Linked DNA regions of Homo sapiens: region 2 is linked to region 1. Evidence: chromatin loops called from intact Hi-C (ENCODE). Cell type or tissue: thyroid gland. All regions are shown on one strand. Links, peaks and the distances in the headings refer to the core of each region. The heading gives the core; the rest is flanking DNA.

What was found. Hi-C counts contacts between places; a loop is a spot of excess contacts. Peaks named below come from ENCODE experiments on the same cell type or tissue, not always from the same donor. Only the 100,000 strongest peaks of a DNase experiment are listed, where the experiment ranks them.
Region 2: it touches region 1 in a loop (2.7-fold over the local background); 44 of 110 quality-filtered maps call a loop at or near these places.

Annotation. Positions count from the first base shown.
Region 1 is chr19:38,945,115-38,959,853 of GRCh38, forward strand. It overlaps FBXO17 (F-box protein 17), which reads right to left. Exons shown (of 6, transcript NM_024907.7): 2 at 4,857-5,222; 3 at 3,453-3,564; 4 at 1,358-1,453. The coding sequence starts at 5,205. Among named protein-coding and RNA genes, the nearest start is that of MRPS12, 22 kb to the left of the region's middle. RefSeq lists silencers at 4,791-4,850, 7,695-7,989. In thyroid gland, for the core only: no CTCF peak of the experiment used is centred there; a DNase peak (open chromatin) is centred at 4,838; H3K4me3 peaks cover 518 bases; H3K27me3 peaks cover 337 bases.
Region 2 is chr19:38,530,481-38,545,219 of GRCh38, forward strand. It overlaps RYR1 (ryanodine receptor 1), which reads left to right. Exons shown (of 106, transcript NM_000540.3): 77 at 2,010-2,061; 78 at 2,191-2,256; 79 at 4,240-4,339; 80 at 4,661-4,740; 81 at 4,836-4,912; 82 at 5,517-5,590; 83 at 6,270-6,287; 84 at 7,400-7,480; 85 at 12,867-12,955; 86 at 13,052-13,180; 87 at 13,291-13,395. LOC124904710 (a long non-coding RNA gene) reads right to left here and starts at 6,633. Exons shown (of 2, transcript XR_007067250.1): 1 at 6,515-6,633; 2 at 5,033-5,454. RefSeq lists enhancers at 13,713-13,772, 14,123-14,212. In thyroid gland, for the core only: no CTCF peak of the experiment used is centred there; no DNase peak of the experiment used is centred there.

The sequences.
Region 1 (14,739 bases), core at 1-8,000:
GCAGTCAGCCTCTATGCCCCCGTCACCCAGCCAGCTCTCTGGGTTTCGGGGCGGGAGGCTGAGGGCTGGCTCCATCTTGATGAAGGTCCTGCACATCTGGACCACATTTGGAGACGTCCTGGCCTGGGAACCTCTAGGGGAGGAGCCTTGGTGGTTCTGGGGTGGAACCAGAGCCTGGCGGAGGAGCCTGGGTGGTCCTGGGGAGGAGCCAGAGCCTGGGGGAGGAGCCTGGGTGGTCCTGGGGTGGAGCCAGAGCCTGGGGGAGGAGCCTGGGTGACCCTGGGGTGGAGCCAGAGCCTGGGGGAGGGTCCTGGGTGGTCCTGGGGGAGGAGTCTGGGTGGTCCTGGAGTGGAGCCAGAGCCTGGGGGAGGGGCCTGGGTGGTCCTGGGGGAGGAATCTGGGTGGTCCTGGGGTGGAGCCAGAGCCTCGGGGAGGGGCCTGGGTGGTCCTGGGGGAGGAGTCTGGGTGGTCCTGGGGTGGAGCCAGAGCAGGGGAGGAGCCTGGGTGGTCCTGGGGGAGGAGCCTGGGTGGTCCTGGGGTGGAACCAGAGCCTGGGGGAGGGGCCTGGGTGGTCCTGGGGGAGGAGCCTGGGTGGTCCTGGGGTGGAACCAGAACCTGGAGGAGAAGCCTGGGTGACCCTGGGGTGGAGCCAGAGCCTGGGGGAGGAGTCTGGGTGGTCCTGGGGTGGAGCCAGAGCAGGGGAGGAGCCTGGGTGGTCCTGGGGGAGGAGCCTGGGTGGTCCTGCGGTTGATTCTGGAGGCTTTTGGGTAGGTAGTTGGGGGACGGGAAAGGATGCTCTGGGGAAGAACCACAATGCAGGGCAGGTGCCTGATGACTTCAGGGAAGAGCCAGAGCCCCAGGGAAGAGACCAGATTTTCTATGGAAGAGCCACAGCCTGAAGGAGGAGCTGGAATGCTTTGGGGCAGAACCTGGGTGTTTTGGGAAGAAGGCATTCATCCTAAGCCTGTAGGCTCTGAAGCCAGTCCTGTCCCAACTATGCTCCCTGAGCCTCAGCTCACAGGGCACCATGCTCCCACCCCTTCAGAGACCCTGGGCATCCACAAGGTGGTCAGGGGAGGTGTCTCGTTTCAGAGGGGTATCAAGCCAGTCAGTGGCCCCCTGTGGACCACCCCAGCCTGCTGGGATGAGGGTGGGCAGGAGTGCAGAGTGGGGGCTCTGGCTTCTCCAAAGCTCTACCTTCCCCGGCTCTGCATCACTTCCCCTCTCAGCCTCATCACAAAGGGTGCACAGTGACAGCCGCTACCCGTGGGGTTGATGGGGCGGGAAATGAGCCCCTGTTGCAGAGCCGCTGCCAAGCCTGCTGCTGCTCTGGGGCAGGGTGCCGCTCCTCACTCACCAGTCAGCCACACAGATCTCAATCTGGGCGCTGTCCAGCAGCTCCTGCCACACCCCTTCCATCACCAGGTCCACAAGCTGCCTCTTGGAGCACCATCTGGGAAGGAGAGATGGCAGGGGGCAGGGCAAACAGTCCTGGCATTCAAGTCACAGTCAGAAGCCACCTCCTCCAAGAAGTCTCCCTTGATAACCCTCTCTAAAGCAGCCCTCAGGGTTTGCTCTAGCAGACCTGAAGATGCATGATGGGCTATACATCTCTCCTTGGCCTCTTGGAGTCCCTTTGCCATTCTCCACCCTGCTGCGGGCTCCAGGCAGCTGACCTCTATGAAAGCCTGACCCTCATCTTTGTGGGACAGGACATGACTACAAATGAAGGCCACATACTAGACATGTGAGCGGGGAGCTCTGTGGCCTCCTAAAGTGTGAGGGCCCCGGGTCTAAAGCTGGACAGCCTTGTCTCTGTCACCCATTGCTTCCTGTTGGATCAGCCAATGGGATGCTCCGGCAGGGGATGGAAGTGAAAGAGGTGACTAAAATCAGGGTATTTATCCTCTTAGGTCCTTCTCAAGGGACTGCCTTGTCCCCCAAGGAAAAAGCAAATCTCCATGGCACTCTCTCCTCATTTTCCAGTAACTGTTTCCTCCCCTCACCTCTAGCAGTCTAGGGGTGGTAACGTTCCTTTCCTAACTGTTACTAGCTCAGGGGCTCCTGCCTACAACTTTGTAAACAGTCCTTCTCCTCAAACTAGAATGTGCCATAATAACATAAATTGTGCAGTATTGGTGGAAGGATGGGTAAGTTGAGCAATGGAATAGAACAAAGTGCCAGGAACCGGCTGAGCGCGGTGGCTTAGACCTGTAATCCCAGCACTTTGAGAGCCCGAGGCAGGCGGATCACCGGAGGTCGGGAGTTAGAGACGAGCCTGGTCAATATGGTGAAACCTCTTCTCTACAAAAAATACAAAAATTAGCCAGGCATGGTGGCGCACCTCTGTAGTCACAGCTATTCGGGAGGCTGAGGCAGGAGAATCATTGGAACCCAGGGAGGCAGAGGCTGCAGTGAGCCAAGATTGCGCCACTGCACTCTAGACTGGGCAACAAAATGAGACTCTATCTCAAAAAACAAAAACAAAAACAAAAAAAACAGAGTGCCAGGGACAGACGTAGGTATACACAGAAACTTCATAAACTGTAGAGGTGGCACCATCATTCCATGGAGAACAGATTCTCATTTTTTCTTTTCTTTTGAGTCAAGGTCTTATTCTGTTGCCAGGCTGGAGTGCAGTGGCATGATCCTAGGCTCACTGCAACCTCAAACTCCTGGGCTCAAGAGATCCTCCCACTTCGGCCTCCCAAAGTGCTGGGATTACAGCTATGAGCCACCGTGCCCGGCCTTCAGTTTCCTGTTATAAAGTGGGGGCAATAATAGTATCTATGTCACAGGGTTGTTGCCAGAATTATATGTAAAGTGTCTAGTATAGAGTAACTCCTTGTGGAGGCAAAAGCGACTCCATCTTGGGTGCTAATCTGCCATGTTCCCTTTTTTTTTTTTTTTGAGACAGAGTCTCATTCTGTCGCCCAGGCTGGAGTGCAGTGGTGCAATCTCGGCTCACTGCAACATTTGCCTCCTGGGTTCAAGCGATTCTCCTGCCTCAGCCTCCACGTCCAGCTAATTTTTGTCTTTTTAGTAGAGACGGGGTTTCCCCCTGTTGGCCAGGCTGGTCTCGCACTCCTGACCTAAAGTGATCTGCCCACCTCGGGCTCTCAAAGTGCTGGGATTACAGGCGAGAGCCACCGTGCCCGGCCCAAAACCCTGTCTTTAGATCAAAGCTGTCTTGCTGTTGTCTCACAAACTGCAGGCGATGATGCACAGAGCATTGCTGCCTGTGGTTGCTAACCTTCCTGATCTTTCCTTGTATCCCTGGCATATGAAACAGTACCCTCAACAAGTATTTGTTGATTGATGGAATGAATCAATGAATAAATAAATGGGGGAAGGAGAGGGTGAAGGTGACGATGAGGACAGTGTGGGGGGTAGGGTCCCTTTCTTTGGGGCCTTTGCCCCAGGGATCGGGGCCTCTCACTTGGGCCACTCACTCGAAAGAGGTCACGAAGCAGGTCTGCGAAGGAGCCCCAGGCACCGGTGTTAGGTTCTTTTCTATGGCCCAGCCGTTCCCGCCATGCTCCACCTCCCAGCCTCTGAAGCCCTCTGTGGGAAAACAAGAGTTGAACATATGGTTCACCTGCCAGCCTGCCCAGAAGAGACCCCGCAACCAGCCAGCTTGTGCTGTCCACCAGCCTCTCCCTCTTGTGCTCCAATCCTCCCTGGTTTCTCCTACCGACTCCTCCTCCCATTATTCTGTATTCCTGGTCCTACCCCACAACTGTGACTCTCAGCGGTGCCCATCCACTCAGCTTCTCTTCAGCCACCCTTACTTGCTCTTTCTCCTTCAGTCCTGCTCTTCATTGTGTGTGTGAGAGACAGGGTCTCACTCTGTCGCCCAGGCTGGAGTGCAGTGGCTCCATCATAGCTCACTGCAGCCTCAAACTCCTGGGCTCAAGCGATCCTCCCACATCAGCCTCCAGAGTAGCTAGGACCACAGGTGCATGCCACCACGCCTGGCTAATTTAATTTTTTAATTTTTTTTTGAGATGGAGTTTCAATCTTGCTGCCCAGGCTGGAGTGCAATGGCATGATCTCAGCCCACTGTAACCTCCGCCTCCCAGGTTCAAGCAATTTTCCTGCCTCAGCCTCCCAAGTAGCTGGGATTACAGGCGTGCACCACCACACCTGGCTAATTTTGTATTTTAGTAGAGATGGGGTTTCACCATGTTGGTCAGGCTGGTCTTGAACTCCTGACCTCAAGTGATCTGCCCCCTCGGGCCTCCCAAAGTGCTGGGATTACAGGCGTGAGCCACTGCGCCTGGACTAATTTTTAAATTTTTTAGAGACAGAGTCTCACTTTGTTGTTCAGGCTGGTCTCAAACTCCTGGCCTCAAGCGATCCTCCCACCATAGACTCCCAAAATGCTGGGATTACAGGCGTGAGCTACTGCACCCCACCATTTTTTTTTTTTTTTGAGACAAGGTCTCTGTCACGCAGGCTGTAGTGCAATGGCACGATCATAGCTCACTGCAGCCTTGAACTCCTTGGGCTTAAGCGATCCTCCTGCCTTGGCCTCCCAAAGCGTTGCCATTCCCACCGCGCCTGGCCCCTGTCCTGTTCTGCATCCCCTCTGCATACCAAACTACTTGCTTTCTCCCCCGGCCCAGCCAGGGTCTTCCTGCCTTGCCCCGCCCACTCGTTCGGATTCCCGGCTTCACCTTCTCCAGCCCCGCCCACCGGGCCTACCGCCCAGGCACTGCGTCCCTCAGCCCCGCCCCCTGGCTCCTCCAGCGGTCTCGCCCATTGGCTACATCTCTCAGACTCTGTCCCGGCCCCGCCCCCGCCTCGCTCGCGCGGCCCCCCTCAGCCTCCTGGGCCCCGCCCCCGTCACCCACGCTCTCCGCAGGAGTTGAAGATGAGATTGCGGCCGAAGGGCGCGCGCAGACAGTAGCGCGCCAGGGCGCACAGCGGGAACTCCTCCTTGTCTTCGTTGCTGGGCAGGCAGCGTTGAGCCACTGCGTAGAGTGCGCGGCCCTCGGCGCTGCGGTCGCGGGCCAGCTGCAGCAGCCACACAGTGGGCCCGTCCACTATGTCGCGCCAGGCGCGGCACACTGGGCGGCATCGCGTGACCAAGGAGCGTGGCGGCACGTGGCTCAGCACCTGCACCAGCAGCTCCGGGGGCAGCGCGTCCAGGGCCAGGGATGGGTCCGCCGGCAGCCGTCGCCGCGATAGCCGGGCGCCCATCTCCAGTAGCCAGAGTCCTGCAGGTCGAGAGGGGTCGGTAGGCGGGTCAGCGCAGCCAGGCCACCCCCTCCCTACCTTGTCCCCCAGGGCGCAAGGCCCCTGCTGCTCGAGAGACCCCATTAGGTCCATGGGCAACCAGGGACCCATTTCCCTCTCTGATCCTAGGCCTTTCCCAATCTTCCCCACTTGGGTAAAAGACCCCTGGTCTGACTCTGACCCCCGTCAGGACCGCTGATCACGGCTTCCGTCTGGCGTTCAATTGTGTCAGGCTAAGCGCTTCAGGTATATGACCAGTGAAATGGCAAAAGAACTAACATAACTAACCCCATTTTTGTTTAAGGGGACTTTACCCATTCCTGCACATGGCTAGGTTAATTTTAGACCGCTGAGATAATATGCAAAAACAGCAATCATGTAGTTTTTAAAACTAACTCTGGGATTAAAGAAGTATGTAAACAACTATGTTTTGTCAAAGATTTTTTTTTTTTGAGACACAGTCTTGCTCTGTTGCCCAGGCTAGAGTGTGCAGTGGCACGATCTTGGCACATTGCAACCTCCGCTTCCTGGGTTCAAGCGATTCTCCTGCCTCAGCCTCCCGAGTAGCTGGAACTACAGGCGCCCGCCACCACGCCCGGCTAATTTTTGTATTTTTAGTAGAGACGGGGTTTCACCATCTTGGCCAGGCTGGTCTCGAACTCCTGACTTCGTGATCCACCCACTTCGGCCTCTCAAAGTGCTGGGATTACAGGTGTGAGCCACCACGCCCAGCCTGTTTTTTCAAAGATTTATAGGGGCATTGTGACCCAACCAAGGACAAAGAAGTCATCAACCTCCTCGGACCCTAGCTGGCACTCAGATGTCTGCAGTGGTCACCTCCTTATTTTTATTATTATTACTTTTTTATGGAGCTAGAAACCAGGACTATAGCCTCTACCTCCTGGGCTCGAGTGATCCTCCTGCCTCAGCCTCCCAAGTAGCTGGGACTATAGGTGCATGCCACTATGCCCAGCTAGTTTTTTATTTTATTTATTGTTTTGTAGAGATGGGGTCTCACTACATTGCCCTGGCTGGTCTTGAATTCCTGGGTTCAAGTGATCCTCCTGCCTCAGCCTCCCAAAGTGCTGGAATTGGTATGAGTCACTGCGCCTGGCCTGTTGGTCACCTCTTGATCACAATGCCCTTCTCTTCCCTCTGCCCCTAAAAAAAAAAAAAATTGTACTGATTTAAGATGGTACTTTAGGATGATAGTCCACTGTGTTCTCGGTTTGCTGGCTCTCCAAATAAACTTGCTTTTCCTCCCACCAACTGTCATCTCTCTTGAGTTTGGCTTTCTATTTTTTTTTTTTTTTTTGAGGCAGCCTCACTCTGTCACCCAGGCTGGAATGCAGTGGCCCGTCTCGGCTCACTGCAACCTCTGTCTCCCAGGTTCAAGTGATTCTCCTGCCTCAGCCTCCCGAGTAGCTGGGACTACAGGAATGCACCACCACACCTGGCTAATTTTTGTATCTTTAAGGAGAGACAGTTTCACCATGTTGGCCATGCTAGTCTCGAACTCCAGACCTCAGGTGATCCACCCACCTCGGCCTCCCGAAGTGCTGGGATTATAGGCTTGAGCCACCACGCTCGGCCCGAGTTTGGCTTTCTTTTCTGAAACCGAGTCTTACTCTGTTGCCCAGGCTGGAGTGCAGTGGCACAATCTTGGCTCACTGCGACCTCCGCCTCCCGGGTTCAAGCGATTCTCCTGCCTCAGCCTCCCAAGTAGCTGGAATTACAGATGTGTGCCACCACACCGAGCCAGTAATTTCTGTAGTAGAGATGGGGTTTCACCATGTTAGCCGGCTGGTCTCAAACTCCTGACCTCAAGTGATCCACCTGTCTCAGCTTCCCAAAATGCTGGGATTTCAGGCGTGAGCCACCACGCCTGGCCTGAGTTTGGCTTTTGAGTGTTGAGCGGCCAAACCTCAGTCGGGTTACAGACCCACAAGGAAACCCACTGCGGAAGAAACCATTTCTACCCCATACCCCAATGTGTGCCAGCTACTGTGACCTTTGGAACCCATGACCCATCTTCAACAAAATCTCTTCTTGCCTCAGTTACTTCTCTGAACATTCCTACCACCTTCTTGCTCTAACTGGAACCCAGCTCTCCTGTGGGCCTTCCAAGTGGGGAGGTCTCCGTGCTCCTGGGAGCTACTTCCTGACCATTCTCCCTCCACCCTCCCCAAAACCCCCAGCGATGAATCTCATCACTACCTTGCTTCATGCGTCATCTGCTGACCCAGATCATGACTCCTCTCTTCTCCCTAATTTTAGCTCTGGGCTCACGGCCGCTCCCGCTGCTCTTAGCATCATTCTCAGTGATTTCTATAACCAGATAGTTCTTCCGCAGCCCCAACCTCTCTGTTCCCTGACCTCTCTCTAGTGACTTTTTCCTTCCCCAACATCTCCCTCTCGTGGTCAAACCCAGACCTTGTTTGAATAACAGCAGCCTCTTCAGAACCTCAATCTCACACTCACTCTCCACCCATCACTTTTTCTTTCCACCTCATTCCCTCCAGTGCCCCACTCGCATGATCCTTCCAACCCACTGTGATCTCCCATCCGTTGTCCCTTTCATATTTTACTCCCCCTCACCCTCCCATGCCCTCATTTCTTCCTTAGCCAGCTTAAATTCCATGGTTAATCATTAAAAACATTCTTGACCTGGCACGCTGGCTCATGCCTGTAATTCCAGCACTTTGGGAGGGCAAGGTGGGAGGACTGCTTGAGGCCAGGAGTTTGAGATCAGCCTGGGCAACACAGCGATACTCCACCTGTACAAAAAATAAAATGAAAAAATTAGCCGGGTGTGGTGGTGCACACCTGTAGTCCCACCTACTCCAGAGGTTAAGGTGGGATGATCGCTGGAGCCCGGGAGTTGGAGGCTGCAGTGAGCTATGATTATGCCACTGTACTCCAGCCTGGGCAACAAAGCGAGACCCTGTCTCTAAATAAAATAAAAAGAATAGCAAAAAAAGTGGGGCTGTAGCTAGAAGGGGAGGTGAAGTCAAGAGAGGGTTTGGGCTGGGCACGGTAGCTCACACCTGTAATCCCAGCACTTTGGGAGGCTGAGGTGGGCAGATCACTTGAGGTCAGTAGTTTGAGACCAGCCTGGCTAACATAGTGAAACCCCATCTCTACTAAAAATACAAAAATTAGCTGGGTGTGGTGGCGCACCTGTAATCCCAGCTACTCGGGAGGCCAAGGCAGGAGAATTGCTTGAACCCAGGAGGCAGAGGTTGCAATGAGCTGAGATCGCACCACTGCACTCCAGCCTGGGCGGCAAAGTGAGACCCTGTCTCAAAACAAAACAAAAACAAAAACAAAAAAAGAGAGAGGGTTTGTTTTGAGATGGGAGACAGGATGCTGTGTGGGCTAACAGGAGATCCAGTGCATGGGGGAAACTGAATGAGCAGCAGAGAGAGGTGAGAACCAGGGACGGTGGCTGGAAGTGGGCGGGAAGGTGGGAGCAGGTGATGGGACAGTCACAGCAGGAGAACGGGTGTGGGCAAGGGTGCAGGTAGGTGGTAGAGGCGGGGGTGGCTGTGGAAGTTCACTTCTCATCTCTTGCATTTTCTCTGCAAAATAAGAAGCCAAGGGAGAGTGAAAGGGGGGGAGGAGGTGTTGGAAAGGATTAGAGGAGAAGGGAAAAGGTGTGAATTAGTTGTCTAGAAGACAGGAGGAAGGAGGGGATCAGAGAAATGTCATATGGCTGCCAGGCAGCATTGGGGTCCGCCTGAGGGTCAAGTTCACAGACTTGAAATTAGCCTGGCCAGGGGGCTGTGTTGTTTTTTAGCTCACTCAAGCTGTGTGGGTGCAGGCACGGCAGAGAGGAAGGCTGGATTTAACCAGGGTCTCATGCAGGAGGAAGCCAAAGTGGGCAAGGGTGTGTGCAGAGAATGTGTTATTTTTTATTTATTTACTTTTTTGAGATGGAGTCTCGATCTGTGGCCTAGGCTGGAGTGCAGTGGCGCGATTTCAGCTCACTGCAACCTCCACCTCCTGGGTTCAAGCGATTCTCCTACCTCAGCCTCCCAAGTAGCTGGGATTACAGGCCTCTGCCACCACGCCTGGCTAATTTTTATATTTTTAGTAGAGACAGGGTTTCACCATGTTGGCCAGGCTGGTCTCGAACTCCCGAACTCAGGTAATCCACCTGCCTCAGCCTCCCAAAGTGCTAGGATTACAGGTGTGAGCCACTGCGCCGGGCCGAGAATGTGTTTTTTTTTTTTTTTTTTGAGACAGAGTTTCACTCTTGTTGCCCAGGCTGGAGTGCAGTGGCGCGATCTCAGCTCACTGCAGCCTTCACCTCCCAGGTTTAAGCAATTCTCCTGCCTCAGCCTCCTGAGTAGCTGGGATTATAGGCGCCCGCCACCACACCTGGCTAATTTTTATATTTTTAGTAGAGACAGGGTTTCACCATGTTGGCCAGGCTGTTCTCAAACTCCTGACCTCAGGTGATCCGCCCACCTCAGCCTCCCAAGGTGTTGGGATTAACAGGCGTGAGCCACTGCGCCTGCCCTGACAATGTGTTATTTTATTATTATTATTATTATTATTATTATTATTATTATTATTATTATTATTTTTGAGACGGAGTCTTGCTCTGTTGCCCAGCCTGGAATGCAGTGGTGCGATGTCGGCTCACTGCAAGCTCCGCCTCCTGGGTTCACGCCATTCTCCTGCCTCAGCCTCCCGGGTAACTGAGACTACAGGCGCCCACCACCATGCCCAGCTAATTTTTTTGTATTTTTAGTAGAGACGGGGTTTCACCATGTTAGCCAGGATGGTCTCGATCTCCTGACCTCATGATCCGCCCGCCTTGGCCTCCCAAAGTGCTGGGATCACAGGCGTGAGCCACTGCAACTGGCCTTTTATTTTTATTTTTGAGACAGGGTCTTGCTTCTTCACTCGGGTGGGAGTGCAGTGGTGTGATCATGGCTCACTGCAGCCTCAACCTCCCAGGCTCAAGTGATCCTCCCACCTCAGCCTCCCAAACTGCTGGGATTAGAGGCATGAGTCACCGCATGCAGCGTCTTTGTTTCTCTTTGTGGTAAAACTTCTCAAAAGAGCTGTCTACCCAGTATTTTCTGCTTCCATTCTTTCTAAAACATTTTCTTTCTTTCTTTTTTTTTTTTTTTTTGAGACAGAGTCTCCCTCTGTCACCCAGACTGGAGTGCAGTGGCACAATCTCAGCTCACTGCAACCTCTGGCTCCCAGGTTCAAGTGATTCTCGTGCCTCAGCCTCCTGATTAGCTGGGACTACAGGTGCGTGCCACCAGGCCCTGCTTATTTTTGTATCGTTAGTAGAGACAGGGTTTCACCATGTTGCCCAGGCTGGTCTTAAACTCTTGGGCTCAAAGGATCCTGCTGCCTTGGCCTCCCAAAGTGCTGGGATTATAGGTGTGAGCCACTGTGCTCGGCTCCAGCTCCACTTCTTGCTATAAATTATATGACCAATGGCAAGTCACTTAATCTCTTTATACCTCAGTTTCCCTTTCTGAAAATGGGGCTGCTAACGGTGCCTCCATCATAGGGCTGTTGTGAGGATGAAATGAGTATTTTAAAGCACTTAGGAAAAGCCCCTGTAGGCTCCTAAATAAGAGTGATATTAATTTAATATTAGTCCAGGCATGGTGGCTCACACCTGTAATCCCAGCACTTTGGGAGGCTTAGGTGAGCGGATCACCTGAGGTCGGGAGTTCAAGACCAGCCTGGGCAACATGGCGAAACCCCATCTCTACAAAAAATACAAAAAGTAGCGGAGCGTGGTGGTGGGCACCTGTAATCCCAGCTACTCAGGAGGCTGAGGCAGGAGAATCACTTGAACCCGGGAGGTGGAGGTTGCAGTGAGCTGAGATCGTGCCTCTGCACTCCAGCCTGGGCGATAGACTGAGACTCTGTCTCAAAAAAAAAAAAAAAAGATGATGTCAGGAATTTTTGCTACATTCATGGACTACTTGCCTGACACAGGCTTATTTCTTTTTTTTAAGTAAAACCTTAATTTGTTTAAAAATGACAATAGCTGACATGAATTGAGCACTTATTGGGCACATGAAGATAACAAGCATTAGATCATTAAAGCCTCTTAACCAAGGGCATCCTCAAAGGAGAGTTTTGCCCATTAAACAAGATGATAGAATTCATGAGCTGATCCAGCTTAAATGCTCAGCACCGTGGCTTAATAAGGGCCAATAAATGCCACTAAATGAAAATGTCACAGCTAAAATAGTTGCTGTCAGCCAGGCACAGTGGCTCATGCCTGTAATCCCAGCATTTTGGGAGGCGGAGGTGGGTGGATCACTTGAGGTCAGGAGTTCAAGACCAGCCTGGCCAACATGGTGAAACCTGTCTCTACTAAAAATACAAAAATTAGCCAGGCATGGTGGTGGGAGCCTGTAATCCCAGCTACTCAGGAGGCTGAGGCAGCAGAATCGCTTGAACCTGGGAGGTGGAGGTTGCAGTGAGCCAAGATCATGCCACTGCACACAGCGAGACTCTGCCTCAAAATAAATAAATAAATAAAATAGTTGCTGTCACTTTTTAAAAATGATGTGTCATAATAATGGCAACTAACATAATTTAGTGTTTCACATTAATTTTTAAAATATTAATATTAATTTTCACAGGTGTGAGCCACCATGCCCAGCCTCTGACATCATCTTTATTCCTACCGCAGAAAGAATGAAGCTGTGGAGACAGACTTTACAAAGACCAAGCTGTGCTTTTCTCCAGGTGGTTCTGAGTTGCATTAATAGTTCACTGAGGCCCGGCGCTTGAACCCGCGAGGTGGAGGTTGCAGCGAGCAGAGATCACATCACTCACTGCACTTCAGCCTGGGTGACAGAGCGACTCTGTCTCAAAAATAAATAAATAAATTCCCTAGGTTTATAAACAAGTCTACCAGTCTGCCTGGCATGGGTGTGATGTGCACCAGAGTTTAGTTTCCTGGAGTTCTTCTTAGGAGGAGTTCTTAGTTCCCACTCTTCTTCTTTTTTGTTTTTTTGAGACGGAGTCTCACTCTGTCGCCCAGGCTGGAGTGCAGTTGCATGATCTCGGCTCACTGCAACCTCCGCCTCCCGGGTTCAAGCGATTCTCTGCCTCAGCCTCCCGGGTAGCTGGGATTACAGGCACCTGCCACCACGCCTGGCTAACTTTTGTATTTTTAGTAGAGACAGGGTTTCACCATGTTGGCCAGGCTGGTCTTGAATGCCTGACCTTGTGATCCGCCCGCCTAGGCCTCCCAAAGTGCTGGGATTACAGACTTGAGCCACTGCGCCCGGCAGTTCCTGTTCTTCTTAGGAGTGTGTTCCCACTGGCAAAAGGAGGATCTCTGGGGCTAGGGGTAGGCCCCTCGCCCAACAAGGGCAGCCAGACTTCACCAAGGAGCAGAGATGTTCAAGAAATGTACTGAATGAGCCCTCAGCTATCCACACAAACCATATTAAATGCTTGTATGGGGCCCCAGTGTGGTGGCTTACGCCTGTAATTCCAGCACTTTGGGAGGTGGAGGCGGGAGGATTGCTTGAGCCCAGGAGTCCAAGACCAGCCTAGGCAACATGACGAAACCCTCTCTCTACAAAAGAAATACAAAAAAATTAGTCAGGCATAGTGTCATGCACCTGTAGTCCCAGCTACTTGGGAGCTGAGGGGAGAAGGATCACCTGAGCCAGGGAGGTTGAGGCTGTGGTGAATCGTGAAGGGGCCACTGTATTCCAGCCCAGGCAATAGAGTGAGATCCTGCCTCAAAAAAAAAAAAAAAAAAGTTTGTGGCCAGTCACAGTGGCTCATGCCTGTAATCTCAGCACTTTGGGAGACCAAGGTGGGTGGATCACCTGAGGTTAGGGGTTTGAGAGCAGCCTAGCCAACATGGTGAAACCCGTCTCTACTAAAAATACAAAATTAGCCAGGTGTGGTGGCATGCTCCTGTAGTCCCAGCTACTTGGGAGACTAGTGGGAGAATCCCTTGAACCCAGGAGGTGGAGATTGTGGTAAGCTGAGATTGTGCCACTGCACTCTAGCCTGGGCAACAAGAGTGAAACTGTCTCAAAAAAAAAAAAAAAAAAAAAAGGAAAGAGGAAAGAAACACGAAAAGTGGCTCAACAGTCAAAGACAGGCTTATTTTGGAGAATAAGCCTGAGAGGGGCTTCTGGCCAATTTTGGGAAAGGTTGAAAAGTACCCACTGCAAGATTGAATGCCAACTACTAGCTGGGTCACAATAGGACAAGTAGGGCCTAGTATTGCCTGCTTCCAGGGTTTTTGGGAGAGTGTGTGTTTGGAGGAAGGTTACTGGCTGTCAGAGTGACCGGGGAATGCTATTGGTACTCAGCTACCCAAAGGGACCCAGGATGCTACTACAGCAGACTGTATTTTTCAAAAGTGGCTATGAGAACATTTCCTATCTGACACGCTTTTTCAGTTCACCACTGCTCGTGAAGCTGTGGGGTCCACATTCCTCCCCTGGGCACGTGCAGGCTTTTGCAACTGCCTCAACTTTCAGAGCACTGCAGAAGGGACATTGCTAAGGGATTTCATTCTCTCTCTCTTTCTCTCTCTTTTTAAGAGACAAAGTCTCACTCTGTCGCCTGGTTGGAGTGTAGTGGCGTGATTATGGCTCACTGAAGCCTCGAACTCCTGGGCTCAAGCGATCCTCCCAACTCAGCCTCCTGAGTAGATGGGACTGCAGACACATGCCACCATGCCCAGCTTCGTTTGTTTTATATTTTTTTTTTCTAGAAGTGAGGGGTCTCCCTATGTTGCCCAGGCTGGTCTCTTCCTGGGCTCAAGTGATCCTGTCGCCTTGGCCTCCCAAAGTGCTGGGATTATAGGTAGGAGCCACTGTGCCCGGCCTGCTAAGGGATTTCTGAGGCTGGATCATAAAAGAGTATGCAGCCTCTGCCTGTCTTTCTTTCTTTCTTTCTTTCTTTTTTTTTTTTTGAGACAGAGTCTTCCTCTGTTGCCCAGGCTGGAGTGCAATGGCCCAATCTCGGCCCACTGCAATCTCCACCTCCTGGATTCAAGCAATTGTCCTGCCTCAGCCTCCAGAGTAGCTGGGATTACAGGCACACGCCACCATGCCTAGCTAATTTTTGTATTTTTTTTTTTTTAGTAGAGACGGGATTTCACCATGTTGGCCAGGCTGGTCTCGAACTCTTGACCTTGTGATCAGCCCACCTTGGCCTCCCAAAGTGCTGGGATTCATTAGGCTGTGCAATTTGTGCACTTTCTATAAAAGGTTTGCTAAAAATGAGCTGGGTACCATGGCTTATGCATGTCATCCCAGCACTTTGGGAGGCTGAGGTGGGAGGATCGCTTGAACCCGGGGGTTCGAGACCAGCCTGGGCAACACAGTGAAACCCCATCTCTAAAAAAGTAAACATTAAAAAATTAGCTGGACCTGGTGGTGTACACTTGTAGTACCACATACTCGGGAGGCTGAGGTGAGAGGATTGCTTGTGGCCAGGAGTTCAAGGGTACAGTGAGCTATGATTGCA
Region 2 (14,739 bases), core at 848-8,847, 410 kb before region 1:
GCCGGTCTCAAACTCCTGAACTCAAGCAATCCTCCCCACTCAGCCTCCCAAAGTGTTGGGATTACAGGCATGAGCCACCGCGCCTGTCAGGGATTTGTTTTTCTTACATAACGTGAAGTCAAGAGCTAAAGACTTCAGGACTGGGCAGTGGCACAGGGACACTGACAGGGGCCCAGGGTCTTTCTAGCTTTCTGCTCTGCCCTTCTTAGCTTTTGTCTGTAGTCCTGGGTGGATGCTGCACTTCTAGGCATCACAGCCACATGCCAGGCAGAAAGAAGGACAAAGGGTCCCCACTCTTCACCCTCAGCAAGATCTTTGGTCTCTCTCTCTTTTTTTTTTGAGACGGAGTTTTGCTCTTGTTGCCCAGGCTGGAGTGCAATGGCGCAATCTCGGCTCGCTGCAATCTCCACCTCCCGGGTTCAAGCGATTCTCCTGCCTCAGCCTTCCGAGTAGCTGGGATTACAGGTGCATGCCACCATGCCCAGCTATTTTTCTTTTTTCTTTCTCTTTTTTTTTTTTTTTTTTGTATTTTTAGTAGAGACAGGGTTTCGCCATGTTGTCCAGGCTGGTCTCAAACTCCTGACCTCAGGTGATCTGCCCACCTTAGCCTCCCAAAGTGCTGGGATTACAGGCACGAGCCACCGCGCCCAGCCTTCTTTGGTCTCTTTATCTCTCTGGTGAGCTTCCACACAGATCTCATTGGCCAGAAATTCTGACATAAGGCCATCTCGGGCTGCAAGGTGATGAAGAATTTGAGCATCCCATTTTGCATCCTGTGGGAGAGCGATGGCTCTGGAGTTTGGCCATCCAAGTTGAGTCCCAGCGCAAGCTGTGTGATCCCAGCCGAGAAGGGTCTTTGTATCTTAGTTCCCCCACCGATAAAATAGGGCTATTAACATACCCACCCAATTGGATGACTGTGAGGGTCAGTTTGTTAATATATACAAGGCACCTAGAACAGGCACTGACATGGTGTTAGTGTAAACACTCAGCAGGTGTTGGCCATTGTAGAGGAGACCCAAGCAGAAAGGGATTGGCCATACTTGTTATTGAGCTGACAGGTGGCAAGATGGCTCTGGGAGCTCCAGCCTTCCATCACTCCATTTTAGCATCCCCAGTGGAAAGGGAGTGCCTCCACCATTAGCTCCAGCAAACCTCACTGAATGGGCCAGGCGCGGTGGCTCACACCTGTAATTCCAGTACTTTGGGAGGCCAGGAGTTTGAGACCAGCCTGGGCAACATAGCAAGACCCTGTCTCTACAAAAAAATGGAAAAATTAGCCAGGTGTGTTGGTATGTGCCTGTAGTCCCAACTACTCAGGAGGCTGATGTGGGAGATCACTTGAGCCTGGGAGGTTGAGGCTGCAGTAAGCCTTGATGGCACCACTGCACTCCAGCTTGGCCAACAGAGCAAGACCCTGTCTCAAGAACAAAATAAACAAACAAAACAACTCCCAGAATGGATTTTACTGGACAGCATGGACAACATGACCATTTCTTACCTGTCATCATGGCCACACAGATAAAAGTCCTCATCGGCCATGCATTTGTCACAAGCCACCCTGGCAATGGCCACTCCAGCCACCTGAGTCACACAGCCTGAACATGGGGAGGGTTGGCCCTCCAAAGAAAACCAGAAGCTCTTTTTTTTTTTTTTTTTGAGATGGAGTCTTGCTCTGTCACCCAGGCTGGAGTACGGTGGCGCAATGTCAGCTCACTGCAACCTCTGCCTCCCGGGTTCAAGCAATTCTCCTGCCTCAGCCTCCCGAGTAGCTGGGATTACAGGCAAGCACCATCACACCCGGCTAATTTTTTGTACTTTTAGTAGAGACGGGGTTTCACCATGTTGGCTAGGTTGGTTTCAGACTCCTGATCTCAAGTGATCTGCCTGCCTCAGCCTCCCAGAGTGTTGGGATTACAGGCATGAGCCACCGCACCCTGCCCAGAAGCTCTTATAAGATGGGGGTCCTCTCCACCGGGTCCTGACCACTCCCCTGCTTACTTCCCCAGCAAACTGGATGAGGATTACCTGTACATGGCCTATGCTGATATCATGGCAAAGGTGAGGCCCTACCCCCCTCTTCTGGGGCAGATTTCCCTCTCCCCACCTGCAGTGCTTGTCCACAAAAAGGGCTGGGGCGGGATGGAGGGGTCTGCTTTGTTCATCCCTTAACTGATGCCCCCTCCCCAGAGCTGCCACCTGGAGGAGGGAGGGGAGAACGGTGAAGCTGAAGAGGAGGTTGAGGTCTCCTTTGAGGTAGGTGGGCTCAGGAGGTCCTGGAGGGAAGGGATGGGGGACCCTGACTGCAGTCATCTCCCATTCATTCAGCATGTGTTCACAGAGCAAAGCTCTGGGGACACAGCAGTGACCAAGTCAGTCCACTGGGGAGACAGATACACCCGCCAAACTAACACCACGGAGTGTACACCATGGTCATGGGGGAAGCTCAGGCAGAGGGGTCAGGGCTGGAATTGGGGAGGCTCAGGCAGAGGGGTCAGGGCTGGGATTGAGGAGGCTCAGGCAGAGGGGTCAGGGTTGGGATGATGGGGATACAGGCAGAGGGGTCAGGGCCAAGATGGGGGAACCTCAGGGGGATAAAGCAGCCCAAACAAGGTGCCTGACCCAGCCTGCAGGAAAATGTATCAGGGAGGGCTTCTCGGAGGAGGGGACTTCTGAGCAGAAGGATAAAAGGAGCCTGCCAGTTGAAGAAAAAGAGAAAAATGTTCTACGTAGGGAGAATAGTATATGCCAAGGCCAGGCAGCAAGAAAGAGCTAGTAAACATGCAATTCACCGATCCATTCATTCATTGAGACAGTTAGCAAGCATTTACTTCATAGTTTTCTTCACTGTTTCTGTGCCAGAGTCCCTTCTGGCATCTGGTGAAGACTTTCTCAGGATCATGTTTTTAAATGTATAAAATGAATTCATAGCAGAGGAAACAAGTATTGAATAGCTATCAAAATATTTTAAAAATGAATTTGTGATCCAGTAATACTTGTACATTGTTAATCTATCAAATAAGATCTAAGGCTGGGCGCAGTGGCTCACACTTGTAATTCCAGCACTTTGGGAGGCCAAGGCGGGTGGATCACCTGAGGCCAGGAGTTCAAGACCAGCCTGGCCAACATGGTGAAACCCCATCTCTACTAAAAATACAAAAATGAGCTGGGCATGGTGGCAGGCACCTGTAATCCCAGCTACTCAGGAGGTTGAGGCAGGAGAATCGCTTGAACCCGCGAGGTGGAAGTTGCAGTGAGCCGAGATCACGCCATTGCACTCCAGCCTGGGCGAGACTCCATCTCAAAAAAAAAAAAAAAAGATCTAGCAGTAGATCCAACAGCTACTATAATTGAGAAGTAGTGATGAACATAACTGATATTTAAAGACATCTTTGAGCCATTGTGAGTGAGTCTCTCTTCCTGGACCAAAAGAGCAGAATTTGAATAGGAAATGGTTCTAATTCTGCAACAATAATGTGATATGGAATATACAGCAATAATAATGTGATATGGAACCATCTGTAATTTTTTTTTTTTTTTTTTTTGAGACAGAGTCTCGCTGTGTCGCCCAGGCTGGATGGAGTGCAGTGGCGTGATCTCAGCTCACTGCAACCTCCACCTCCCGGGTTCAAGCAATTCTCCTGCCTCAGCCTCCCAAGTAGCTAGGACTACAGGCTCATGCCACCACGCCTGGCTAATTTTTTGTATTTTTAGTAGAGGCGGGGTTTCACTGTGTTAGCCAGGATAGTCTTGACCTCTTGACCTCGTGATCTCCCTGCCTCGGCCTCCCAAAGTGCTGGGATTACAGATGTGAGCCACCTTGCCCAGCCACATCTGTGATTTTTATTGGTGACAAAGCCACAGGTTCTGCTAATATCGCTGTGATTTATGGCTTCATCCATATAGGAAGGAAATGCTTCATTTCTGTTAGAGGGCGGAAAACATAAAAATGTAACTTTTCATCATCCAAGTTCACAGATGGCCTGGAGGCCCATGGGCCCAGGTTAAGACTGCTGCATGCCCAGCTCTGATTTATGTAGATCTTGCCTAATGCCTAGCCCCGTGCTAGGTACAGGAGATACATCGAGGGTGTGAGCCCCAGGGGATGGAGGGAGCTCATGGTTGAAGGAGTGAGTTGTGGATGTGGCTGGAACAGGGAGGGCAGAAGTGAGAATGTGAGGGGGAAAGGCTGGGCTGGAAAGCCTGGACTTGCCTTCATGTGTCTGCCTCCCTTCCCAGGAGAAACAGATGGAGAAGCAGAGGCTCTTGTACCAGCAAGCACGGCTGCACACCCGGGGGGCGGCCGAGATGGTGCTGCAGATGATCAGTGCCTGCAAAGGTGCCCCTCACATGTGCACTGGACTCTTCCGAGTGCACTCATCCTAACCTCACTCCTCCTGGCTCGCCCATTCCCTGTGGACCCATTTGCCGCCCCTCAATGCCTGTGGTTTGCACGCACACCCCAGCCCTTGCAGCTTCCCCTTGTATACCTGCCTTGCAATTTCTCACTCATCCTTCAATCACGATCACCCCTGCATGCACACCTTGGCACACTCTTAAATCCCCTTCTCTCACATCCCTTGGGATGGCTGTTTTCTGGTGGGTGGAACACACTGCCTTCCAACTGGGTGGACCATCTTTTTTCTCCCACTCCCTCCAGGAGAGACAGGTGCCATGGTGTCCTCCACCCTGAAGCTGGGCATCTCCATCCTCAATGGAGGCAATGCTGAGGTCCAGCAGGTAACAGAGGCAAAGGGACTTCAGAAGAAGGCAAGGAGGGATGAGAGGTTCCTGTGTGACTCCCAGTTTCTCCTCCCCTGCCTCGCCCTCTGCAGAAAATGCTGGATTATCTTAAGGACAAGAAGGAAGTTGGCTTCTTCCAGAGTATCCAGGCACTGATGCAAACATGCAGGTAGGTTCGAGTGGACCTCTTCTTGTTAAGCTGTGTTTGGTGCCACTGCCACCCCACTCCTGGTACCATTTCCAGTTCTGATTCTGCTCTTTCAGTCCAGGGAAAGAGACTCACTCAGAATCGCTCAAATAACAGGGAATTTATTATAAGAATTAATGTAGAACAATAAGGGAGGCAAAATGTCATAGACTTGAAGAATGAGTTGCATTATGAATTCCAGACAGTGGAACCAAAAACTTGAGAATTTAAGGGGAACTTGGCAGTGGGAGATTTAGGAGCTCTCTGATGATCCCAATTAATCTGCCTCTACTGTTGTCTGCCTTTATTCACCTCTTGCTGCCGGCTGATTTTTCCTACCCTCTGCAGCTTTTGCTAAATGGGTGGTTTCTGGTTCCTCATTATTTCAGCTTGCGCATGGTTCATCCTGGCCCAACCATATGTCCTAGCTTCTGCCAACTCTTCATTTCTGCTTCCTCTTGATTTCAGCGCATAGATGGTTTACTGTGGCTCTCCAGGCTACCATGGTGGGGAGCTGCCAGGCCCTGGGAGAGAGGAGGGCAGAGGCTTCATCACATACCCCCTATCTTTCCTTTCTTTTCCTCAGCGTCCTGGATCTCAATGCCTTTGAGAGACAGAACAAGGCCGAGGGGCTGGGCATGGTGAATGAGGATGGCACTGGTGAGGCCCTCCCTTGGGCTTCCCACCCCCTGAGACATCTTCCTTTGGGATTCCTCCCACCCCACCCCCACCCGCCATTGCCCAGAGCTCCCTTCCTCCAAGACACTGGTTCCCAAGGGCTCCCTCGGGTCCCTCCCTCTGCTGTGGTCCCCCAGTCCCACCCCCTCCATCCCCCTGGGGTCTCCCTCCCCATGTCCACCACCCACCTCCGCCCCCCCCCGCCACCAGAAGTCATTCTGTCTTGTGTTCTCACCCATCACTACATGGACCCCACCCTCCACGTGCCCCAAATGTCACGCCCTGGTTGCTGTTCTCTTATTAATGTCCCTAATCCGGGTTAATCGCGTCTCCTCTTTGCCGTGTTGTGACGTGTCTAACCTTTCTACCCGGATCCTCGCTCCTGCCTTTCTACCTCTATGTCTTCATCTCTCTCTCTCCCTCTCCATCCTCTTCTTTCATTCCCTCTGCTTTTACCCTCATTTCCTACCCTCTTCCCTGCTAATCCATTTCCTTCTGTCTCCTTATCACTCTGCCTTTCTCTCTGTGGGTTGTTCCTCTCTCTCTGTGTGTCTTTCTGTGTCTCTGTCCCTGACTGTCATTGTGTGTGTTTGCGGTCTGTCTCCCTCTCTTTTTCTCTCTTTTCTCCTGCTTCCTCCTCCCATCCTGTTGGCTGCCCCAGTCATCAATCGCCAGAACGGTAATTCCCCCAGCCCACCCCCGTGCTGTGCTGCTGTCACCCACCCCTCCTAACCCCGTCCACCCCTCCACCTAGGGGCTGAGGATCTGGGACGTGGAGGGGAGGGAGGGACCCTTCAGCAGGTGCACCCTGCCAGTGCAAAACCTGGAGATCAGGAGTCTGGGGAGCATGATTCAGGTCCCAGATCAGCCACTGAGAATACATGGGCCTGTGAACAAGTCTCTTACCTTCCCTAAGCTTCACTTTCCCCATGTGTGAAGCAGAAGCTAGAGAACATGGTAAAGATCTCTTTCCAGCTGGATATTGTCGGACTTCCAGACCCAGATTCGCAGTCCCGGTGTGGAGTGATCCCCACTCCCACCTACTCTGCTCTCTGCACCCCGACCTCAGATTGGTCAGTCAGCGTTTCCCATCCACCAACCGAATTGGTTGCCTCCGGCATCCACTCTGATTGGTGTGCGCCTGCCTCCTCTGCGCCTGCCTCCTCTGTGCCTGCTCTGGTTGGCCCATTTGCGGTCTAGCCTCCTCCCCTACCGCCCACCATGATTTGCTTCTTTCAGATGCCCATTCTGATTGGCCCTTGTTTACACGCCTCCCCTGTGCTACTCCTGGATTGGCTGCTTTCAAGGCATCTGGGCCAATTGGCTGGCTTTCAATCCCCATCCCTTATCCCTCCCAGCCCAATCTTCCCCTGCCCAGAGCCTTTGTGTGAAGGTGACCCAAACCCCCATAATCCATTAACCTCCACGGTCTGAAGGGGGGCTGAGGGCATTACCAGCTGCCTGAATGTCTGCTAGGTCAGCAGACTCTCCCGAACGTAACACAAGTGGTGACATCAGAGGGCACTGATGTAGAAAGACACTTGAGGCCCCAGCTTCATGACTCAGGGCCCCTTGGGTCTCCGTCTGCTGATGTCATGGGCTCTGAGGTCAAGACCGCCTGGCGTCATGGATGCCCATGGCCCTCACAGTGTCTTTGGAGTGGCAGCTGCTCCTCCCAGCACCCCCATGCTTTGTGCATGCGTGTGCAGTGTGCATGGGCCTTGTGCATGTGTGCGCTGTGTCTTGGCGCATCTGACCCCTCCTGGGCCCTGTCCCCTCCCTTCCACCTAGGAGAGAAGGTCATGGCGGATGATGAATTCACACAAGACCTGTTCCGATTCCTACAATTGCTCTGTGAGGGGCACAATAATGGTGAGGAGGAGGGGTGTGGGGTGGAGGGGAAGCCGAGGTTTGGGGCTGGTACGGAAGGGTTGACTGAATTAGTTTCCGCCCCTCCTCCTCCCCCGGTCAATGATGGCCACTCTCCAGCCAGTGTCAATCCACCTAGCTTTCAAAATCTCTCTGGAGGCTGGGCGCAGTGACTCAGGCCTATAATCACAGCACTTTGGGAGGCAAAGGCTGGTGGATCTCCTGAGGTCAGGAGTTCGAGACCAGCCTGGCCAACATGGTGAAACCCCGTCTCTACTAAAAATATAAAAAAAATAGCAGGGCGTGGTGGCACATGCTTGTAGTCCCAGCTACTCAGGAGGCTGAGGCAGGAGAATCGCTTGAACCCATGAGATGGAGGTTGCAGTGAGCCAAGATCGCACCATTGCACTCCAGCCTGGGCAACAGAGCAAAACTCCATCTCAAAAAAAAACCTCGCTGGAATTTCTGGAATCTAGCCACTTTGTTTCCCCCTCATCTCCTCTGGCCAGTCCAATTCCCCAAAAGCAACCTGCCAAAAACCAATTTGGCCAAAAATCAATTTGCCCAAATGGACAATTTGTCACATGCTATTTTCCCACAGGCGCTCTGCAGTGGCTGCCAAAGTTCTATACACGTGGTGGATTTCTGTACTTTAGGTCCAGAAAAGACCTAAGGGAAAAAACTGCCTGGCATTTAAAAATAAATCTATTAGAATCACTTGTTTATTTTGCTTATAAAATCTTTGCAGAGGAAAGATCTGTACAAAGGCCTACAGATTCTTTCCTATCTTAAGCAAGAGTTTTGTTTTGTTGTGGTTCAGCCAATTTAACAAGATTGAGGATGACAGCAAATTAATTACACAACATCAATGATGAGAAATGCAGTCTCATGCAGCAAACCTAGCTTACAACTTTACAGAACAGACAAAATTCTGCACAAAAAACATTCTACCCAATGCCATTTCCTATAACAAACATGTACAGTCTCAAGATTGTGGTTATAACCTTTAGCAGGTGATTAGGAAACCACAGACTACCCGGAAATCAACTTTCGTGACAAGAATTGGAGTAATTAGTAATCTTACTTCCATAGAACCTTCACCCACTTGGTTAGTGCTCTTTAAGGTAACTGATTTGTAAATATCTTTAATCTTCATTCTTTTTCTTTCAACAAAGGATAAAGTATGATCTCTTTGTCTTGAATTTTCAAAAGCTCTTGTGTCCACAACGAGTTTTTCAAGGTTTATTAAATACCTTTGTGCCATGGGACTAAGATTTTTTCTTTTTTTTTTTTTTTTTTTTAGACAGAGTCTCACTCTTGTCGCCCAGACTGGAGTGCAGTGGTGTGATCACAGCTCGCTGCAACCTCTGCCTCCTGGGCTCAAGTAATCCACCCCTCAGCCTCCCGAGTATCCAGGACTACAGGCATGCATCACCATGTCTGGCTAAGTTTTTTATTTTTTGTAGAGATGAGATCTCACTGTGTTGCCCAGGGGATCTCAAACTCCTGGATTCAAGCAATCCTCCTGCCTTGGCCTCCTAAAATGCTGGGATTACAGGTGTGAGCCACCATACCCAGCCGGGACTAAGATTTTCATTCTTTAATTTTAACTAAGATGGAATCAGTCTTTGGGTTTAAAATAAATTTTATTCCTCAGGAATATGAAGTTTTGAAAATGAGAATGTTGTTATGAAAGGGATTGCTGTCTCCCAACATATTTGCAACCCAGTCCTCGCCTAAATTCATGACCTAATCAAATAGATATTTGAAATATCTTTCAAATCTCAGACCCCTTGCATGTCTTGAGGAGTCAGTGCTATTCAAAGCAGACAAAAGGTTTGTCTCTCACTTATTTGCACATGTCTATAACAGGTGTTGTCAGTTGCCAGAATTTTTTTTACAGGAGCTGTGTATCTTTTATTTTTGCATATAGCCCAATTTAAATTAACACAATTTAATTTAACAATTTAAATTAACACAAATAAAGGAGTTAGAAAGCAGGGTTGATGGGAAAACCTGTACCTTTGCTTATAAAATTTTGAATATTTGAGTATGCTTTGTCTATGTCATGAAACTAGGCAAAATGGGCCTTCTGTTGAGCCAACCTGATAGAGCAATTGTGAACTGACTGTAAAAAAGTTAAGGGGAAAGAAAAACGGGGGGCAAAAATACTTTCAGGGGCTGTTAAAACCTTCCTGTGCAACATGATGTTGCTATAAACATTTAAAAGGACTTGGCTGGGCACTGTGGCTCATGCCTGTAATCCCAGCACTTTAGGAGGCTGAGGCAGGAGGATCACTTGAGCCCAGCAGTTCAAGACAAGTCTGGGCAACATAAGGAGACCCTGTCTCTACCAAAAAAAAAAAAAATCATATACTACAGTATAATAAACCTCCAATCATATACTACAGTATAATAAACCTCCAATCATATACTACAGTATAATAAACCTCCAATCATATACTACAGTATAATAAACCTCCAATCATATACTACAGTATAATAAACCTCCAATCATATACTACAGTATAATAAACCTCCAATCATATACTACAGTGTAATAAACCTCCAATCATATACTACAGTGTAATAAACCTCCAATCATATACTACAGTGTAATAAATCTCCAATCATATACTACAGTGTAATAAACCTCCAATCATATACTACAGTGTAATAAACCTCCAATCATATACTACAGTGTAATAAACCTCCAATCATATACTACAGTGTAATAAACCTCCAATCATATACTACAGTGTAATAAACCTCCAATCATATACTACAGTGTAATAAACCTCCAATCATATACTACAGTGTAATAAACCTCCAATCATATACTAAAGTGTAATAAACCTCCAATCATATACTACAGTGTAATAAACCTCCAATCATATACTACAGTGTAATAAACCTCCAATCATATACTACAGTGTAATAAACCTCCAATCATATACTACAGTGTAATAAACCTCCAATCATATACTACAGTGTAATAAACCTCCAATCATATATTACAGTATAATAAACCCCCAACTACCCATCACTCAGCTTTAACAGTTTGCTTTCACAGAACAATGTTTTTTAAATAGTGGGAACCAACCCATCAGACAGACGTTCATGAATCAGTTTCACGCAGAGGTTCTCATTGTAATTGTACACTGGCATGCCTGGGGAGCTTTAAAAGAGACTTAAGCCCAGGTTTTGCCTTTACAGGTTCTAATTCAATTGATCTGGGGTTGGGCCTGAGCACTGGGGTTTTTAAAAGCCTCCTAGTTGTCCTGATGTGCAGCCAAGGTTGAGAGGATGAGAAGCACACACTTCTTCTTTTGTAGTTAACTAGAGCAGTACAGGACAGAAAAGAACAGAATGCATGGCACAGAGTAAGGCAATGTGAAACTTCTCTTTCGGGAATAGGTGAATATAATTTCAGATTGAACACATGTATCAGGTCTCAATGTAAAAAGGATTTCCTCGGCTGGGTGTGGTGGCTTACACCTGTAATCCCAGCACTTTGGGAGGCCGAGGCAGGTGGATCACAAGGTCAGGAGTTGGAGACCAGCCTGTCCAATATGGTGAAACCCTGTCTCTACTAAAAATGCAAAAAAATTAGCCGGGCGTGGTGGCGCATGCCTGTAATCCCAGCTACTCAGGAGGCTGAGGCAGGAGAATTGCTTGAACCTGGGAGGCAGAGTTTGCAGTGAACTGAGATCATGCCACTGCACTCCAGCCTGGGTGACAGAGCAAGACTGTATCTCAAAAAAAAAAGGATTTCCTACCATAGATTGCAGTCAGAAAAGATTAAAAAATTACTGCACAAGAATATAAACTTCACAAGGGCAGGGGCTGGACATACGGCTCATGTCTGTAATCCCAGCACTATGGGAGGTCAAGGTAGGAGGGTTGCTTGAGGCCAGGAGTTCGAGACCAGCCTGGGCTGGTCTCAACAAAAAAATTAAAAATTGGCCGGATGTGGTGGCTCACACCTATAGTTCCAGCTACCTGGGAGGCTGAGGTGGGAGGACCACTTGAACCCAGGAGGTCAAGGCTGCAGTGAGCTATGATCATGCCACAGTACTCCAACCTAGGCAACAGAGGGAGACCTTGTCAAAAAAAAAAAAAAATCCCCCCCAAGGCCGGGGACTGTTTTTTTTTTTTTTACTACTGTATCCCCAGAGCCTAGAATACTGCATGACACATAGTAAGAACGCAACAAATTTGTTGTAGCAAAGAGGATGTGACAATCTTAATCTCGTGAGGATGTAGTATACACTCAATAAAATATGTTGAATAAATGAACAAGTGACCAATCCATATGTTCCCTGGCCTTTAGTAGGTGCTCAATAAATATTTGTTGGATAAATGCATGAATATCCCCAGCACATAGGAGGAATTTGATAAAATTGTTTGGAAACTAACGAGGAACTGAATCTCTATTTCTCCCTGCTACATAGTTGGTGGTCAATATACAAATTTGTTGGAAAAAACTGAATGAATAAATGACGCTCCACCACATTTGACACATAGCAGGCCCTCAATAATATTTATATTTTATTTTTTTATATTTATTTATTTTTTGAGACGGAGTTTCACTCTTGTTGCCCAAGCTGGAGTGCAGTGGCATGATCTAGGCTCACTGCAACCTCTGCCTTCCGGGTTCAAGCAATTCTCCTGCCTCAGCCTCCCAGGTAGCTGGGATTACAGGCACATGCCACCACACCTGGCTAATTTTGTATTTTTTTTAGTAGAGACGGGATTTCACCATGTTGGCCAGGCTGGTCTCAAACTCCTGACCTCAAGTGATCCACCCACCTGGGCCTCCCAAAGTGCTGGGATTACAGGTGTGAGCCACCGCTCCCAGCCTATTTTAAAATTATTTATTTATTTATTTATTTATTTTTGAGACGGGGTTTCCATCTTGTTGCCCAGGCTGGACTGCAATGGTGAGATCTCCACTCACTGCAACCTCTGCCTCCGGGGTTGAAGCGATTCTCCTGCCTCAGCCTCCCAAGTAGTTAGGATTGCAGGTGCCCACCACCACACCCAGCTAATTTTTGTATTTTTAGTAGAGACGGGGTTTCACCATGTTGGTCAGGCTGGTCTCAAACTCCTGACCTCAGGTGATCTGCCTGCCTGGGCCTCCCAAAGTGCTGGAATTACAGGCGTGAGCCACCCGGCCAGTATTTTTAGACAAATGAATAAATGATCATCCATCTTTCTCTGTCACATAGTAAGTACTTGATAGTTATTAAATAAATTGATGATGATATGCTTTCTGGCATACAATAGGAACTCAACACATGAGTATTGCATAAATGAATAAATGACCCACTGTTCATCTCCCCTAGCACATGGGAGGTGCTGGATAAATGACTTTTCATCTCCCCAGATTTCCAGAACTACCTACGGACACAGACAGGGAACACGACCACTATTAACATCATCATTTGCACTGTGGACTACCTCCTGCGGCTGCAGGTGAGGACGTGAGACGGTTCAGGTGTGACTTGGGTCGGGGGCTGCAGGGCCATGGTCGGCCCCAGCACCCCCTCACACCCTACCCGCCCCCACCAGGAATCCATCAGCGACTTCTACTGGTACTACTCGGGCAAGGATGTCATTGAAGAGCAGGGCAAGAGGAACTTCTCCAAAGCCATGTCGGTGGCTAAGCAGGTGTTCAACAGCCTCACTGAGTACATCCAGGTAGGGCGCTCCCCCTGGGGCGGGAGTGGGAAGGGAGGGGGTCCCGCATCGTGATCCCTGATCCCTTCTCGGGGATTCCCTTCCCCCCCACACGGCACTCTGCCTCCCAGGGTCCCTGCACCGGGAACCAGCAGAGCCTGGCGCACAGTCGCCTATGGGACGCAGTGGTGGGATTCCTGCACGTGTTCGCCCACATGATGATGAAGCTCGCTCAGGTTCGAGCCCCTCTGGTCTCCATCCACCTGCTTCCGGGCGTCCCCCAAGTGGTCCATTTCCAAGTCTTGCCCCTTTGGTCAGTTTGTCACCCGAGTGCTCCCGGCATGTTCCAGACTGGTTCCCTCTCAGTGGCCAAATCCATCCTCTTTCTGGATTGGCTGTCTGCATGACCCCGCCTCCTCCTCTGCCCCTCCCTCCCCACCAATCAGCTGGTTTTCCATCCACGCTTCCATTGGTCTGACGTGTTGGCCCCGTCCCAATGGCCGGAGCTCCTCTATGATTGATTGCTGTTTTTCTCTCTGATGAGTCATCGCAGATGTGGACAGTCCTTGGGCTAGGATGGGGCTGGTTTCTAGATTAGAGCCTGGGGCTGAGGAAATGTTTTGCTTCTTTATCTTACTTGCGGCAGATGACACCCATATCAGGCATTCATGATGTAAGGTCCCTGTTGAGCACCACCTTCCATTTCCATAATCCTTGTTCCTCTTTCCCTCACCCCTTTGCAGCCTTGCCAATGTCTCACGAACACTTAATCCATTTGCTCTGCTTCTGTCTGGTAACTATATTCAAGGCTGCCATATACTGTTCCGCAGGTCGTGCACTGCACAAAGGCACGATCTCTGAGAGCATTCACATCCTACACATAATGGTGTATTTATTACAATAGTTTAGTTTTCCAGCAGATGGCAGTAAAGCATCCAGCATGTTATAACTTCCCTACAGGAAGTGTTTTAGGGGACGCCTTTTTTTCTAATTTGCTCAAAGGTGCCCCAGGGGCTGGCAGAAACCCTAATTCGTTGTCATCTGACTTTTTAAAAGGAGTTAAACTTAGAATGCAATTCCTCCGTGTCACAGCAGCTGAAGTTGTGCTGTTGGTATCCTAAAATTCTAGAGAGTGTTGGTATCATCATGTAGAATTCCAAATCCTGCAGGGCTAATTCATCCGCCACCATCTAGTCTAGGTTGCAAAAGCTAGAAATCCAGTGCAAAGTGGTGGCTTAAGAAAAATAAAGAATTTATCAGTTCATATTACAGATCCAGGGCTTAGAGTGATGTCAGCAGAACTGCCTCCTCTTTGACTGCATTTGCAAGCAGGCTGTCTCCCTGGGCTGGAAAAAATGGTGCCTCAGGCTCCTATCCACTCTACTTCTTAACAGCCCTAGAGGGAAGAGATCTCCTCTTTCCTGAAAGCTCCAAGAAAAAAAAAAACCTGAGATTCTCTCTGACTAGCCTATTGGGTCACATGTCCCTCCCTGAACCAATCATCATAGGCTTAGGAAAGAAAGCTTTGACTGACCAGGCCCGGTCATATACCCACCTATAGAACCAGGAGGTAGGGTTAG